2 separate regions of the Homo sapiens genome follow, and region 2 is linked to region 1. The links are chromatin loops, found by intact Hi-C in ENCODE. Cell type or tissue: psoas muscle. All regions are shown on one strand.

The links. A loop is a pair of places that touch in the nucleus more often than their neighbours do. Peaks named below come from ENCODE experiments on the same cell type or tissue, not always from the same donor. Only the 100,000 strongest peaks of a DNase experiment are listed, where the experiment ranks them.
Region 2: it touches region 1 in a loop (15-fold over the local background); 2 of 110 quality-filtered maps call a loop at or near these places.

The regions. Positions count from the first base shown.
Region 1 is chr2:216,770,570-216,778,569 of GRCh38, reverse strand. All of the region lies in intron 3 of IGFBP-AS1 (IGFBP5 antisense RNA 1), which reads right to left. Among named protein-coding and RNA genes, the nearest start is that of IGFBP5, 79 kb to the right of the region's middle. In psoas muscle, a CTCF peak has its summit at 686; DNase peaks (open chromatin) are centred at 3,229, 3,739 and 5,309; H3K4me3 peaks cover 1,088 bases; H3K27ac peaks cover 4,135 bases.
Region 2 is chr2:217,054,660-217,062,659 of GRCh38, reverse strand. LOC105373873 (a long non-coding RNA gene) reads left to right here. Exons shown (of 4, transcript XR_923877.3): 4 at 1-2,138. Among named protein-coding and RNA genes, the nearest start is that of TESHL, 190 kb to the right of the region's middle. RefSeq lists enhancers at 3,160-3,454, 7,671-7,720. In psoas muscle, no CTCF peak of the experiment used is centred here; no DNase peak of the experiment used is centred here.

The DNA of each region.
Region 1 (8,000 bases):
AAAGCAAGTTTATCAAGAAAGTAAAGGAATAAAGAATGGCTACTCCATAGCCAGAGCAGCCTCAATACATATTTGTTTTGAATTAATGGCTTTTTCCATGACACTGTCTGTCACAGATTGTATTTTGCAAAGGTGACCACAGCAGTATTTCTGGTTCCACCTGCTGTTCCTCCACCAAGAGGGGGATTTTACTTCCCCTCCCCTTGAACTTGGGCAAGATTTTGTGACTGTCTTGATGAGCGGAGCCAGGACATGACTTCTGAAACTCTGTTGGAAAAGGCATTACAGTTTCCTAGGTCTCTCAAAATGCTTGCCCTTGGAACCCAGCCTCCATGTTACGGGGAAGCCCAGCCTACATGGAGATGCCATGGACATGTGTCTGGGAGACAGATACAGCGGAGGACTCAGCCGACTGCAGTGTGAACTGCAAACAAGTGAGTAAACAAGCCTTCAGATGACACCAGCCACAGCCATCAAGTCGTCACCAACTTTCGAGTCTTCTAGCTGGAGCCCCAGACATTGGAGAGTGGAGACAAATCATTCCTGCTATACCCAGTCCAAATATCTGACTCACAGAATTTGTGAGCATGACAAAAGATTGTTTCATGCCACTGCATACAGTGCAAAAGATAACCCAGCCACTTTCTCATTTACACCTGCAGTGCCTCCCACTGCCTGTAGGACACAGTGTATGATCCTTGGCTTGGCCTTCCAGTTCCAACCTCTTTGTCTCTATTTATCGCCCTCTAGAGGAAACTGCTTCTCCAGCGCAACTGATCTACTCATTGTTTACCACTATCCTCTGTCCCTTCCTGCCTTCACCCTGCCCTCACTGTTGCCTATAACTGCAATGGCCTCACCTCTAGCCTCACCAAATTCTCCCCATCGCCCAACGCTTGGCCTTTTCCCCAAAGCCTCTAAAACAATCCCAGGTAAACAACACTCTCACTCTTCTTGCAAGCTAGACTTTCATTATTTAGTAATATCATTTTCTAAATGGAAAAATCAGAATCCATGGTCTGAATTATTTTTATAATTTGTGCTTTTACTTTCAAGGAGAATTTCACACAGAAATTAAAACTTACTTCCACTTAGTGATGTACTCGACCAATAGCCTTCACTGCAAAGTATGAGATTAAAAACCTCGTAAAGTAGGCGTGGTTATTATTTTTACAGATGAGGGAACTGAGGTTTAGAAAGATTAAATAAATTAACTACAGTCATATACTTAATATTTGGTGTAACTAGGATTCAAACCTGCATCCTCTAAGACAGAACGTAATCACTGCTTAATCTAGTAATTAAATATGTACAATATTATAGTATGCTTTCCTTTTATAAATTAATTCTTTATTATAAAAAGTAATACATGCACATAATAAAAAATGTCAATAGAACTCAAGAATGCAATATAAAAGTAGGTCTGTCTCCAAATCCAGACTCTATTCCAGACTCCATCCAGTTCTTTTGTGTATTTCCAGAAATATTATGTGCACAGGTAAGCATCTCTTTGTTACACACAGAGGGCATACTATTTACAGCACTTTCTCTTTACAATATCTCTTGGAAAGCATTACATGTGGACGTGTATAGAGTTCCTATATTCTTTCTATGGCTGCATAATATTTCATGGTTGCCTGTTAATAATCTTGGAGTAGCCAGAAGCTAGAGAGAGATGGAGAGAGAGAGAGAAGGAGGGAGCTGGATGGAAAACTACAGTAAAATGAGAAGGGATGAGGGGAGGCCAGTAGGCCTGGAGGAGGAAACACCTGATTTCCAGGCACACCGCAAAGAGAAAGCAAGCCTGGCTGGGAACAGAAGTGAAAACAGAGGAGGCTCTGAATACATTGTATAAAAGTGGGCCCCAGAGGTGGGGGAAAGGAGTTATTGAGCTCCACGGGGTGAACATTTGCCTCTAACCTGTTTCCTGATGACTTCATCATCCCTCCTGAGGACCTCCCCACTTTTGCCAACCCCACCATTTTTTAAAAAGTGCCCCACCCAAAAGAAAACAAACACGTTACTATTTATTCATGCAAGAAGGCCCAGGAGACACAATAGACAGCAGCACCAGCCTAATTAAATGAAACGGGGTAGGTGTAACTCAAACCACCTTGGGAAAATATAATCTGCCACCAAAACAAAATTCCCACCGTTCAGACCACAGGGAAATCAGACCAGCCTCCTCGCCAGGTTCTCAAGCAAAGGCTGACTCCGCAGGCAGCAAGATAAGAGAAGGTCGGCTTCTCGCCAGTAGCCTTCCTCCCTCCGCTGTCAACTCTGTGCACCCCCACGGCCCCCCACCTCTCTGAGCTTGTTCACCGACATATCAGAGCTGCTCCCTTTGTGGGCTGGATTGTTTAGCTAATTTGCCCATGGAAAACAGTTCAGGTTCAGATTCCAGGCCAAGGCAACCAGACACCAATTGCAAATCCAAGCTTGGGGATTGTATCTCTTTCACCACTTTGAGACACGTAAACTGCATCTCTCCTCCCCCACATAGCTTTTCTCTCCACCTAGGGAAACCTCAGGGATGCTCCAAGTTGGACCCTCCAAAGCTAAGACATGGGAGGGGTACTGGAGAATCTCTGAACTGGCCTTCTCTAAATTTAGATGTGGACTCTGAGAGTCAGAAGGTGAGCTTGACCTAAGGATGTGCTCCTGGGCACCTTTGTCTGAAGAGTTCTGGGGCCAGATGAAAAATCTGACTATGTCTCTAGATTTCCCTCATCAACTGCAAGTGGGCTCTGGAATTAGACCTGCCTGGTCAGGTCTCAACTGTACCACTCCAATTGTAACTAGGTGAGTTTGGGTACAAGCTTAATCTCTTTTTGCTTGATCTCCTAATCTGTAAAATGGAAAGAACAGTTTGTCTCTTCCTTCCCCGACAGGATTATTGTAAAAATTAAATGAGGCTACCCACGTAAAGTTCTTGGCACACGGAAGGTGCCGCAGAAGTATGAGTTAGTTTCTTCCTCCTGAGAAAGTCTATACCCACCCACTCCAACCTCATTCCAGTCCTCCTTTCATGGGTCCAGTGTAAAAATGAGGGGCTTCAGACTGGGCGCAATCGCTCACACCTGGAATCCCAGCTACTCAGAGCCTGAGTTGGGAGGATTACTTGAGCTCAAGAGTTCAAGGCTGCAGTGAGCTGTGATCGCACCACTGCCCTGTAGCCTGGGCAACAGACTGAGAGTGATTGATGCGTACCAGGCATGTGTCCCAACTGTTCAAACCTGTGTCCACCCCCAGCCAGGCCAGCTGTCTGAAACACCATTCATGAGTCATTCTTCCAGGCCACAAGGGCTTTAGGGATCTGTGAGCTGCAATGGCTGTAAGTGTTAGTCACTCTCAATTACAGAAGGGGGTGATCGTGCTGATAATCTGAAAACGTAGCTCCCCCTTGCTATAGGGTTTCTAAAGCTCCAGGAACTCAGTCCATCCTCAAGAGCAAAGCTGCACTGTGACCCTAATTCCATCCTCAGCAAGGCCAGAGAAGAGCCAGGGCCTGAGCACCGGGGGGCAGGGCTCTTCCCTAACCCCTCACTCAAACCTCCCTCTCTTCTCCAGGTAGAGCCAGTCCCAGTCCCTTGACCTGGCCACCGAGCTCTAGTTTCCAGCCATTTCATCACCTCTGGGTCCCTTCTCTGAATCCTCTCCAGGTTCCCCTTGTCCCTCTCAAGCTGCCCATCCATCAACACCCGTTCCTAAGCTCCTGCCCTATTCAGATGACTGTACTCAGAGCTGGCCCTGGGGCTGCGGTCAGAGTCTGGCCAGGGTAGACAGAGTATCCTGGGGAGATGACCTCATAAGCCCTCCCTCATGGAGTATTTTTAGGCATCACTTTCCTCCCCCTCCCACTCAGCTTCCATGCACTTCCAGTGCAGTCCAGAACTCTCCGGAATCTCTAGGGTTGCTGCGACTCTTGTTGTTTTCCCAGTGTTTAAGGGGTGGAAACTGTAACTGCCCCTCCAAACACTCAACTCGTCATCCTTTGAATGATTCTTTTTCATTTCTACTCTGCTTCTTTTCGGAAAATAAAGATAGACTCTTGTCAAATATTGAGGGACTCCAACCATCACCCCCGAGGCAGGCAATTCCAGCTCCGTGGCTGCATTCCCTCCTCTGTGTGGCTATGATGTGGTTTCCTTTGTTGCCAATCTAGTTACATGTCACATAGACTAAAATCCTGTGAGTCTGCCTCCTCCCCAATGTGGGGAGAGTCCCAGATCCTCTCCAAGAATTCCAAGAGTGGCATCCAGAGATCTCAGAGTCCAAGAAGCAACAGCGTGTGACCACGAGAACCTGAGGCTGGATCTCAAGGTATCAAGGTCTCTGTTTAGTCTCACCTTCATCTTGCCCGTCTTTCTGGAGAAGTTGTTTTAATGTTCTAGTTTCTCTGTATGGTCTTTGATTATTTATTTTTTTTCTTTTTGGCCACCAATGAACTTGGCCACCAATGCATCCACAAGTATCCACATACCTCTCAGGACCTTGAGATAGAAGAGATTCTGATGCTACCAGGCACAGAGACCCAACTCCTTCTCACCTTCATGCTCTGCCCCATCATTGCCAAGCACCTAATCTAAAGTGGGCCCTGGAAAACCAGCTCCAGGCCATATCTGGCCATGGCTACCAGTCACTCACTGGATGCTAAAAAATGAGGAAAACCTTCCCAGCCTGGGACAAGGGGAGAGGGAGGCTTAAAGGCTCAATCAGGAGGCTTGGAGGGTCCTGTCCCATCTCCATCTCACCCAACTTCAATGAACCCAGAAAGTATGGAGAGAAAGTATCTCAATCCACGCCAGATGGAGAACAGTGCTGGCAAACAGCTGGCCTCAACAAATAGTTGTTGCTTTTTTTTGCATGATAAATGCTGCTGACAGCCAGAATGGCTGGAGAGAAAGGAGGCAGAGTTTCTCCTGGGCCCTGTATATTCAGGTAGGATTTGAATCGAAGGCAATCTAGGGTCAGCTCCAGCTGAGTTTGGGGCTTCGTACTGAACACAGTTCAGTCTCAAATCTCTTTGTGTGTCTCACCAATGAGGTTCTCCTTGCCCAGAATAGCCTCTGCTCACCCCACCCCTGCCCCCTGCCCTCACCACCTGACATGCTCCAGATCAAAGGCTTCCCTTCATGAGCAGTCCCCAATGCCCAAATCCAAAAGCCTCTCTCCCATCTCGGAGGGCCCTCTCCAAGCACTTTGCTCAGAGCTCTGAAAGTATCCTTATCTCCTACCACCACAGAGCAGGCAGGCGCCCGTGGTGGCATCCCATTTGGGCAGCCGTTGGGAACATAGCTGCCTCTTGCAGCATTTGCAAAGTCAGAGGCACACTGGCAGGGAGCCAAGACAGGCGGCTAGAAGCGAATGGCTTTCAGGGGAGATGGTCAAGAGAACTAATTTGTGTCGCATACATGAGGCATTCTAAAGAGGTTCCCAAGCCTATCAGCGAGAAACTAGATGGAAGACTGGATAGAGTTCCCAAAGATACACCAGCCAGCACACAGAAATCATGGTCAGGGGCTTTCTGTGGCCCAGGTTTTCCCCGGTAATATATAACCCAGGAAGGTTGGATTACATGGAATGGTGGGAGGCTCCTCCAGGATTATGGGCTGCCTCTGTCATCCTCAGATTATCTGAATTTCATCACCCGCAACAGGGATGGGGGGTGGAGCACAGCCCAGAAGCAGGAGCCCCTCAGCTGCAAGTCTATAGAATATTGAAATCAAAAAGCAAATGAAGACAAACACCATAGAGGCTGAGCTGCTGGGCTCCAGAGCTGAACTGCCTGTTTGACATCCCCCTCTACTGCTCACCTCTCTGCTGGGACCTCACTATGCCTCAGTCTCCTCTTTCATAAAGTGGGGATAATATTATCTACCTTATAATTTTGTTGCATGGATTAAACAGGTTTATATATGTAGAATGCTATATGTTTGCTACGTCATTGTTGCTGTTGTTCAGATAAATTGCCAAAAATGAAGAAGTCACAGGTAGAGGTTGAATGTGGAGTTCAGTGTGGAGATCAAAGAAAGAAGTGCCAGGGGAAGGAAAAAGAAAAGTTGTGTGTGTGTGTGTGTGTGTGTGTGCGTGTGTGTGTGTGTTTGATATAGGGTCTCACTGTGTTGTCCAGGCTAGAGTGCAGTGGTGTGATCAAGGCTCACTGCAGTCTCAACCCAGGAGGTCTCAACCTCCTGGGCTGAAGTGATCCTCCCACCTCAGCCTCCCGAATAGCTGTGAGTACAGGCACATGCCACCATGCCTGGCTAATTTTTTAATTTTTATAGAGACAGGAGTCTCACTATGTTGCCCAGGTTGGTTTCAAATTCCTGGGCTCAAACCAAAGTGCTAGGATTACAGATGTGAGCCTCCACACCCAACCAAGAAAAGTGGCTTGAGAGATGTGGGGAAATACCCAAGACATATTGTTAAATGAAAAACAGCAAGGTAACAGTACACATTTTATGATACCACTTTAGAAAAATAAATAAAAAACAAGGATTTACATAGAATACTTCTCATGCAAAGAGTATTTGTGGACGCATACCCTACAAACTGGAAAGAGGAACTGGGGAGATAAGGATGAGCAGGAAAAGAGAAAGTTGCTTGTCACTATAAGCTTTGCTATGTTGTATAAAATTTTGGCCAGTCTCAGTGGCTCACGCCTGTAATCCCAGCACTTTGGGAGGCTGAAGTGGGAGGATCCCTTGAGCTCAGGAGTTTGAGACCAGCCTGACCAACATAGCGAAACCCTGTCTCTACAAAAAATATAAAAATTAGCCAGCGTCTGGGCATGGTGGCTCACACCTGTAATCCCAGCACTTTGGGAGGCTGAGGCAGGCAGATCACTTGAGGTCAGGAGTTCAAGACCAGCCTGGCCAACACGTTGAAACCATCTGTACTAAAAATACAAAAGTTAGCCAGGTGTGGTGGCACACACCTGTAGTCCCAGCTACTTGGGAGGCTGAGGCCACAGAAACGGTTGAACCTGGGAGGCAAAGCATGCAGTGAACCGAGGTCACCCCCACTACACTTCAGCCTGGGAGACAAAGCAAGACAGACAGGAAGGAAGGAAGGAAAGAAGGAAGGAAGGAAAGAAGGAAGGAAACAAGGAAGGAAGTAAGGGAAGTGGTTTTTAACCTGTGTTTTGTGGTGTTTGCTCATCATGACCCTGTCACATATGTGCTTCCAAAGTTGCAAAGCATAACGTTATGTTATGCCTGGCCAGGCATTGTGGTGCACTCCTATAATCCTAGCTATTTGGGAGGCTGAGGTTGGGGGATCGCTTGAGCCTGGGAGGTTGAGGCTGCAGTGAGCCATGATCATACCACTGCACTCCAGCCTGGGCAACAGAGTGAGACTCTGTCTTTAAAAAAAAAAAAAAAAAGTCACAGATATATGTTTTTATGTAAAATAAACTAATAGGCAGGTAGATGAATGACCAGGTGGATGAAAGGATGGGTGGGGCGGGTGGATAGATGGATGAACAGATGGATGGATACATGGATAGGTTGGTGGATAGGTAGGTGGACGAGTGGATAGATGGGTGCATGGAAAAACTGATGGATTAATGAATGGCAAAAATGAGGAACAATGTAAGGCAATTGCTGAAACCCATGATTGTGGTTGGCTTTAGTGTGCCAGCCACCATATAGTGAGAGGGTGAGTCAACCTTGTTTTCAATGCCAGGAATGAGCAGATACCACTTTCTTTCTGCTTAGTAAATAAAAAATAGGAACCACCAAAAGTTTACATTTGAATTTGTTAAAAACTATATACTCAATCAGGCCAACTCCTTCCTCACCCTCACATGTCAGACCACTTATAAAGAGGGAAAGGACAGGGTGGGGGGACCTGTTCACCTCCAAAGAGATGAGAAGCAGCACCAGGGGGTGGAATAGAAACAAGGCAGCAATGAGCAGGCCAGGAGCAGAAACAATGTGCTTGTAAATTGTTTCCCAACTGTGAGCTCCCTCAAGGCTCAACCTTAGCTCATTCTA
Region 2 (8,000 bases), 280 kb before region 1:
AGCTACAGAGCTTAGGAAAAGTCTGTTTACCTCCCTGGACCTCAGCCTACCCTCTGACAATTAAAGGGAGATCACAGTTTTGAAGGCATCTACCAGCTCTGACGCGCTCTGGCTAAACCAGACCAAAAATTTTTTTTACAGCCATTTTTGAAAAGGGAGTGAGAGAAGAGAACTGCAGAAGCTTAAAGAAGCACCATTTGCAAAGTTTTTTTTTGTTCTGTTTCCAACAATCTTACTTATTCGCAGCACAGATTCTGTTAGGCTTAGACTTGTGTTTCGGTGGCACTGGATTGATAGACTCATACTAATTGGTGTGGGTGTCTCAATTTTCTCCGTCCAACTTTGCTGGGGTCTCGCCTTCTCTCTATGGAAGCTCTTCTCAGGCTCACAAGAGCTGAGATTTCTCAGAGGCGCCTGTAGATGGATTTGCCTTTTTTCTGCTATATCCATCTGAAGCCACAGCAACTCTCTCTGAGCCAAAACCACTCACTAATTAATACATTTCACAGGGTGAATGAAGCACTGGCACGACCAGCAGCTTGGGGCAGCTCCCAAAGCCATGGCCTTGCCCAGTGCCCAGAAAGTCCTGCCTGGAGACGGCCAGTGCCAGTTTCCTCCATGCCAGCACCTCACCCTTCTCATTTGAACCCAGAAATGTGTTGACTTCCAGTGCCCCCTACCACCCTAGCTGTGTCATTTTCTCCTTCACCTGTTTGCATTTCCAAGGAAGCACAAGTCACAGTCATAGGGGCTCGTGATCTATTTTTTATTCTCCCCTTTTCTGGGCAGAATGATGGATCAACTCTGGAAAACCTATTAGGAAAGGGCTGGGCCATCCTGCGTTTCCGCCAGGCCTGTCCAGGTGACTTTGAGTCAACCCACTGAGAGCTACTTGGCCACAGGCCATCTCTGTGGGGCACCATGTTTATTTGAACCACTGACCCTGGCCCTAGAAGAAAAGATGAAGACTTAGTGATACCCCTTCTCCCCATCTATCCCCACCAGGGGCTTTTTGGAGTGTCTTTAATTTACAGTCTGTTGGAAAGCACTCAGAATCACTCTACCCTACACTCAAGGCAGGACCCTTCATCATCCATCTGCGCCAGGCCAGCCTGCAGGCATATATCCCTGAACTTCCCAGTGAGGTTCTGAAAGAACTGGGAAACTGAGGAAGAGATTGGAAATAGAGGAGGCCCCAGTGATGGCTGTTTGTATCAATCATCACATTGATTTGCTTAGGGAAGTCTTATTCTAACATTACACTGGTTGGTGATCAGGCCTCCAGGCCCACTGGACTCCTAAGATAAGGCTCCAGCTCCACAGAGTTGGAAGACAAAATTGTCCGCTCCCTCCTTGCATTCACCCAGCCCGGGGTCTTATCTGGCAGATGATTGCTTGTTGCTCCAGCTTTCTCTGTCCTAACCTCTACAACCATAGTCACCAATGATTTACTTATTCTTAGACCCAGCCATAACCTCACATTTTCCATGAATCAGCTAGCCCCCTATGGTTTCCTGCAATGTTTCCTTTATTTTCTATTTCCTTATGACATTCTTTAAATGAATCTCCTTCTATAATTACCATTTGACCCCTGGGCTTTTACTCTCCACATTGCTACAAAAAAAAAAAAAAAAAAAAAAGTCCAGTTCTTTTTGCAAGACGCCATTCCTTATATATCTTTCCATCTTCCATAATGCCTACAACAAGGGTGACCACATCATAAATTATTGGTAAAGATTTCCTGGTTATGCCAAGACAGAAATCTAGCCTGCTTGGTAGTTACATTTCTTTAGGCAAAATAACAAATTGACTTTCTGCTTTGAATTAGGCATATTTATGTCAACAGGAGGCCAAATCACTGCTGGGTGAGTGACCCACTGCTAGGAAGATGCCCAGACGCCAACTGGGAAAAGCTTGGCCAAGCCAATCAGGTGCTGCCAGAGCCTTCTTTGTGATAGCAATGCCAACCCATGAACTAATACCCTCCTTTGGGAGAGATGCTGACACGCCAAGGAAACTAATGTTTTTATCTCAGCTGACTCATTTGCTGAGAACAACAGGTTTATAAGGCAACTCTTAGCTTGACCCACTCTACTCCTCCATCAAAATAAAGAAATAAATAAAGTTTTCAAACTAAAGAGCATTAAAGAATGATAACTTTTCTTTTTCTTGGTACTATCTATTGACCTATACCTGGTTTTCACTGTAACACATTTGTGGTATGAAAAATGACAATATGATGTCAGAGAAAATGAGAGAGACATTTTAGAATTTATCAGAATGTGACTATGGTCACTTAAAGTCCAACTTTCTCATGTGGGTTTCAGCCTGTGCTGGAAACAAATAGCCTCTCTTACCTCTAAAGTACTTGGTTCTGTGCTCAAAGTGGCATATTAAGTTCTGCTGATTACATCAGAATTTGGATGGTGTCTCAGGATCTCAGTTTCCTATCAGTGGAATATGGAGTTGGGTTAGGCATTATTTAAGATTCCCTCCAGTTCTACCCTGTTTGTTTTAAGGTTTCCTCTTATATTTTGTAACCTCTCTTCTACTGCTTTTTGGCAAGGTCTGGAAAAGAAAGGCTATGAAGATAGGCTTGAAGATAGGGCCCACGTTACAAGGGAGAAAAAAAAAAAGACGAGGTCTCATCAAATCAACTCCATACACACTAGCAAAATTAGGGAAGGGATGGAAGGGAAGGTGAAATTAGGGTGAAAATTCTGTTCAATGCTTAGCAGAATTGTGAAAGGCCAAAGTTGGCCTAGAACCCTGCCCATACAATTCCAATGCCCCTACCACCAAGAATTGTTTTTCTCCACCCTGGACTAGGCCTATCCCTTGGGAAGAATGACCACAGAAGAGGAAAGGAGGACAATAGACAGAGCTGCGGAAATGCCCCCCAAACTTGGTCTCGGCATTGTAGACCTGCAGGCATCTGTGCAGTGCATGTTGGGGGTAAAGCCAAGTTGAACATTAATTGTTGTCATCCAAGAGTCAATAGCTTGAGAGAGTCTTTCTGCAGCTGCTTTGTACCTCTGAGCCTCCTCTCCCATGGGAGAAAGCATTGTGAGGCAGAGGGCAGCATAGTCTCATAGAACTTCACACCTAAGTTGGACATGAATTGTAAGCTAGGCTCTACCACATTCACATTCTGGGAAGGTCACCTCCCCTCTCTGGCTCTCAGAGCCATATAATACAAGGAGAAGGTGGACTTGATCTTTAACATTCTTCCAAGTCATATACTTTGTTGTGCCACAGATAAATTATCTGTTCAGCTCAGAACTGCAGGGTGGAGCGGAAGCGGAGACAATGCTGACTGTTCTCTGTCATCTCACCTCCAATCCCTGCCCCTGTGCTTAGTCAGACAACCCATCTGACTTATTTCCTGGAAGCCTATTCCCTTATTTTAGCTCTTATGGTAGAAAAATCAGGACAGTGTGAGCCCTTCCATGGGCCGTGCCATTCATAGATACCCCTGTGATTTGTGACTGCTTCTACCCAGAAAGCTCCTGGAGGCATATATTTACCAAGCAAAGGACCCTTGAAGGAAGTAGCTGTTGTCCACACAAACCATTATGGGCCAGGGGGATATTAATAAGAAGGAATGTGTGCCATCAGAAGCACTCAGCATCTGCAGTAAACCAAATCCTCCCTCTGTAGGTATGGGTTGTCTAGAAGAGAAATTTTCATGCATGACTCAGTTGCTTGCCATGCAGTGCCAAAGAAACTTAAGGAACAGTGTTAGAAAAGGCTGAGATCATTGGCAATTAAATTGACCCTTCTACCTGGATGTGTATGGCTTAGAAACCAGAGCATGCTGTAGTTCCAGCCTTGAGAATTTTTGTGAGCATAGCAAATGGTCCCTTCACTTTAAGAAAGATCAGAAAAAGAAGATATGACCTAAATCAAAAGCAAAACAAGGCTATAATAGCATTATATGACTTAGATGCTAGACTCAAGTGACCAAGAGAAATATTTTTCCCAGGAGGAGGGAAAATGCCTCTTTTATAAATTGAGAAGTGCGCTGTTCTCATACGGGTCAGACAGTAGAACATAAGGATTTCTATGCCACTGTTGCCTAAAGGAGAGAATTTTTAATGAGAAATGTTTGTTGAGTCCTGTGATTCCATGAAGACTTCCTTCAGCAAGAGCAGAATGGGACAAGGTCCCATTCCAAATGGAAACAATTTGAGGGGTATTTTAACTATAATCCTAAATGATGATAACAATTGCTTCCACTTAATTAGAATCAGTGCAAGAAAAAAGTGGAATGGAGATCACTTTACACAAGTAAAAAAGAGCTTTGTTAAATTACAGTCCCCAAAGCCACTGCATGGGAAGAACTGACTTGCCTTTCTAGGTGTCAGGTTTTCCTATCAATGCTGTAGCTCCAACTTCTTCCAAGAGGCCTGGCTTCTAGGATCTTCCTTTCAGAAATGGCCAAAATGGGATAAATGGTGTAAAAAGAGTAGATAAAGTACACTTCTTCAGAGTGAGTATAGAAGCTGGGGACACCTGGATCTAAGCTGGAATATCCTAAAATCTTCCTTCATTATGGATAACAGGATGATCTACACCTTGTTTATGCCTCTAAGGAAAAAGAAAGGAGAAAAGAGTGAATGATGGAGAAGTGAATGAGGAGCTGCCAGTGGTTTCTTATCAGTAGCTCTCCTAGGGAAGGATAATGTCTCTGGCATTGCTCCAGGTGTCTGACAACCTCTCTTCACCGAAAGAGGCCATCATCATGACAACACGACCCTGCCGCCACTGTGTGGGGATGAATTTGGTTCTAGGTGAGTCCTGGAGGTCTTAGAGCTGGAAGGAGGTGTAGAGATATGGTGATCAATACTCTTTATTCTTCATGTGAAAGATCTGAAGATTGGAGATATTACTTGATTTCCTTGGGACCAGAGAGGGTACATGTGACAAATGCTGAATTTGAACTCAGATCTCTTCATTTCTAGTTAAGACCATATCCAAGGCGGGGGATCACTTGAGGTCAGGAGTTCGAGACCAGCCTGGCCTATATGGTGAAACCCCGTCTCTACTAAAAATACAAAAATTAGCAGGGTGTAGTGGCGGACATCTGTAATACCAGCTACTAGGGAGGCTGAGGCATGAGAATCGCTTGAACCCGGGAGGCGGAGGCTGCAGTGAGCCAAGATTATGCCAGGGCATTCCAGCCTGGGTGACAGAGTAAGACTCCATCTCAAAAGAAAAGAAAGAAAGAAAAAAGACCATATCCTGCCACAAATATTAATACTTTACTAGAATATTTCATTTTACCTCCCTGCTCTGTCTTCTAGGAACTCTCTACCTTGATTCCCTGTTCTTCAAATGCCTGCATTTTATGAATTCTGACCCTGCCCCCAAAATGTATCTAATTGAACAAGAGTGGACCCCTGAGCCAAGGACAGTCCATCCATCAGTTAGCTGGAGGGAAACCTGTGACCTGACTCAAAGGAATAGGTGGACCAGCCAGAACTTCTGTGTCAGGGTTTATTGTTAAGAGCCACTGAGGGAAGGTGGTGCTGGGCTTCAGAAGTAAGCCAAGCAGACCAGTGAGACATGGGGTAGGGGTCCTCAGGCAAGATGAGTTAGCACAGACACCTGGCAGGAGACAACAGAAAATGAAGCAGAATGAAAAAGAACTAGAACAGTGTGAAAATTGTGGACTCAGTTTCCATTTACTAACATCTAATGAGAGCAATAAGCTCAACACTCCAAGATAATCTACATAATTGCTTAAGTATAAGATTTTAAGATGTTTTTAAAAAACAACTCATTTAATACTGTGTGACATATAAGAGGAAAGAAAAGTTACTTTTGATTAGGGTAACCAGAGAAGGCTTCACAAAGAGGCAATGCATTATCTTAGTAAACTAAGAACCATTTATAATATTGAACCTTACAATATCTTGGAATTCATTATCTCATGAAAACATCCAGACTGAGAAATGACCTTTGGAACATGATCAGTCCCCTAAGTTGGGGGACCTCCTGCACTGCCCTTACTCAGACATCAAGGTAAAGTTCTTTAGGAAAGGTGCACTCTAACAGGTTAATTTAAAACAATATTGTCATCTTGAAATGTGCAGCACAACCAAAAATCACAGCCAAGGCCACCCATTTCTCCCAGTTCAGGGATCATTGATTGGTTCTAGTGTCAACTTAGCCCCTGAAAGATGACAGCAAAAAGAGTTCTGGTGAGAATTGCTTCCATTCAGTGTCTTCAATAGCATTCATAAAAAACCACTGGCCGTCCCTAATCCAGTTACCTGTGTGGCTGTACATTCTGAAACCAGTATTCCAAAGGAACTCTCACAGAGAGTGTACAGGGACCAATCATCCTCCCTTAAACTTACAGATCATTTGAGATCTGAAAATCTCCCTCAGGAGCCACAGTTAAATTGGGGTTTAGAAGGACCTGGATTTCACTTCCTAGATCACAGCCAAAATAAAGTCAGAAAAATCAAGAAAAAATTATAGTCCAACCGTCAGCCACCATATCTCCTGCTCCTTGTTCATTTGCTCTTTTATGTATCCTACAGGTATGGAGCACTTACTATCTGATCAGTCCTATTTGAGAAAAGGAGAACAAGCCTGGGGAAACCAATAGACTATATTAGTGACCTGCACTTAATATAAACACATGTCACTCTTTCAGTTATAAGAGACAAAACTCAACTCTAACATTTAAATGAATAAGGAAATTTACTGGGTCAAGTAATTGAAAAGTTCAGGCATGGCTGGACCCAGGTACACAAATGATATCATCAAGAGTTTACCCTCTACACCTCCCATCACCAAAATTCCAGGGCTAAATGTTCAGTAAACAAATTTGAGTACTTTACTATCCCTAAACCAATTAGTGTAGCCAGTAGCATGAGATGGGCTGATTGGCCAGATCTGGATTATGTGACCTCACTTGATCCTCACAAGCCCTGAGAATGGGAAAGGAATAGTTTCTCAAAGGAAAGTAAAGGTGCTGTTCCATTGCTTGCTGGGAGGCAAGAACAATAGATATCAACTACGAAATAAAACAGAGTGTTTTAGTCATGGCGAGTCCAGGAGCTCTGAACAGGGCCACTTGCCCAGCTGATGTTGGGGTTTCCATCATTTTTATAGGTAAAGAACCCACTGAATCACCCCCTTAGCCTCTCTGCATCATCCTGCTTCATGCCATTGTGACTGGGGACTCCAGGATCTTTCCTGGTCCTGGCCTCAGAGCCTTACTTTTTGAATGAACACACTGGGCTACTCTCTCATATCCCTGGCATCAGATGCTAAAGTAGCCCGCCTGCTTTCACGCCCTTATTCCAACTTCTTTCTGCAAACATGAGCAGTTTTTTCCTTATCCCTCTTGGTACAATTGCATGTTTCCACCCAGAGGAGTGAAGTGGTTTGTTGTTGTTGCCCTTGCTTTTCCCTCTGCCGTTACTTCAACTGCAATTTGATGTCTTCAAGCACTGGGGATGGGAAAGACATATATAATTAGCAAAGTAAATAATGATACAAAAGCCTTATTACTGAGGTTTTCTGGATGACTGTTCAAGTCAGAAAAACAATAGTGCTCAGAGGACGGAAATGAGCCCACACGCTGGAGAGACAAGGAACTGAAATCACGGAGCAGGGCAAAGCCAACTCAAACAGCAGGACCTCATGTCTTGCTTACATGAAAGAGTAAGGCATTCAGATGGGCCAGAAGCCAGGGATGGCATTGCTGGGGACTCTCAGCTCTGTCTCAGAAGCCTCCCTTCCCCCAACACAATCTGTTCAAAAACAAAGCTGGCCTGTGAGCTGTAAGCTGGAGACATGTGCGTTCAGAGACAGCAAAACCTCCTAGGCTGTGCCCCAGTATCAGATCAGTGGCATTAACCCCTAGTGGATCTTGGGAAAGATTTTGAGGACTTGTGTGATGGTGTTCTTGCCTTTGTGAGATTTCTCTGGTTGCTTTGGTGTTTTCGTCATGTCAATTTATTACAGGATCAATTTGCAAG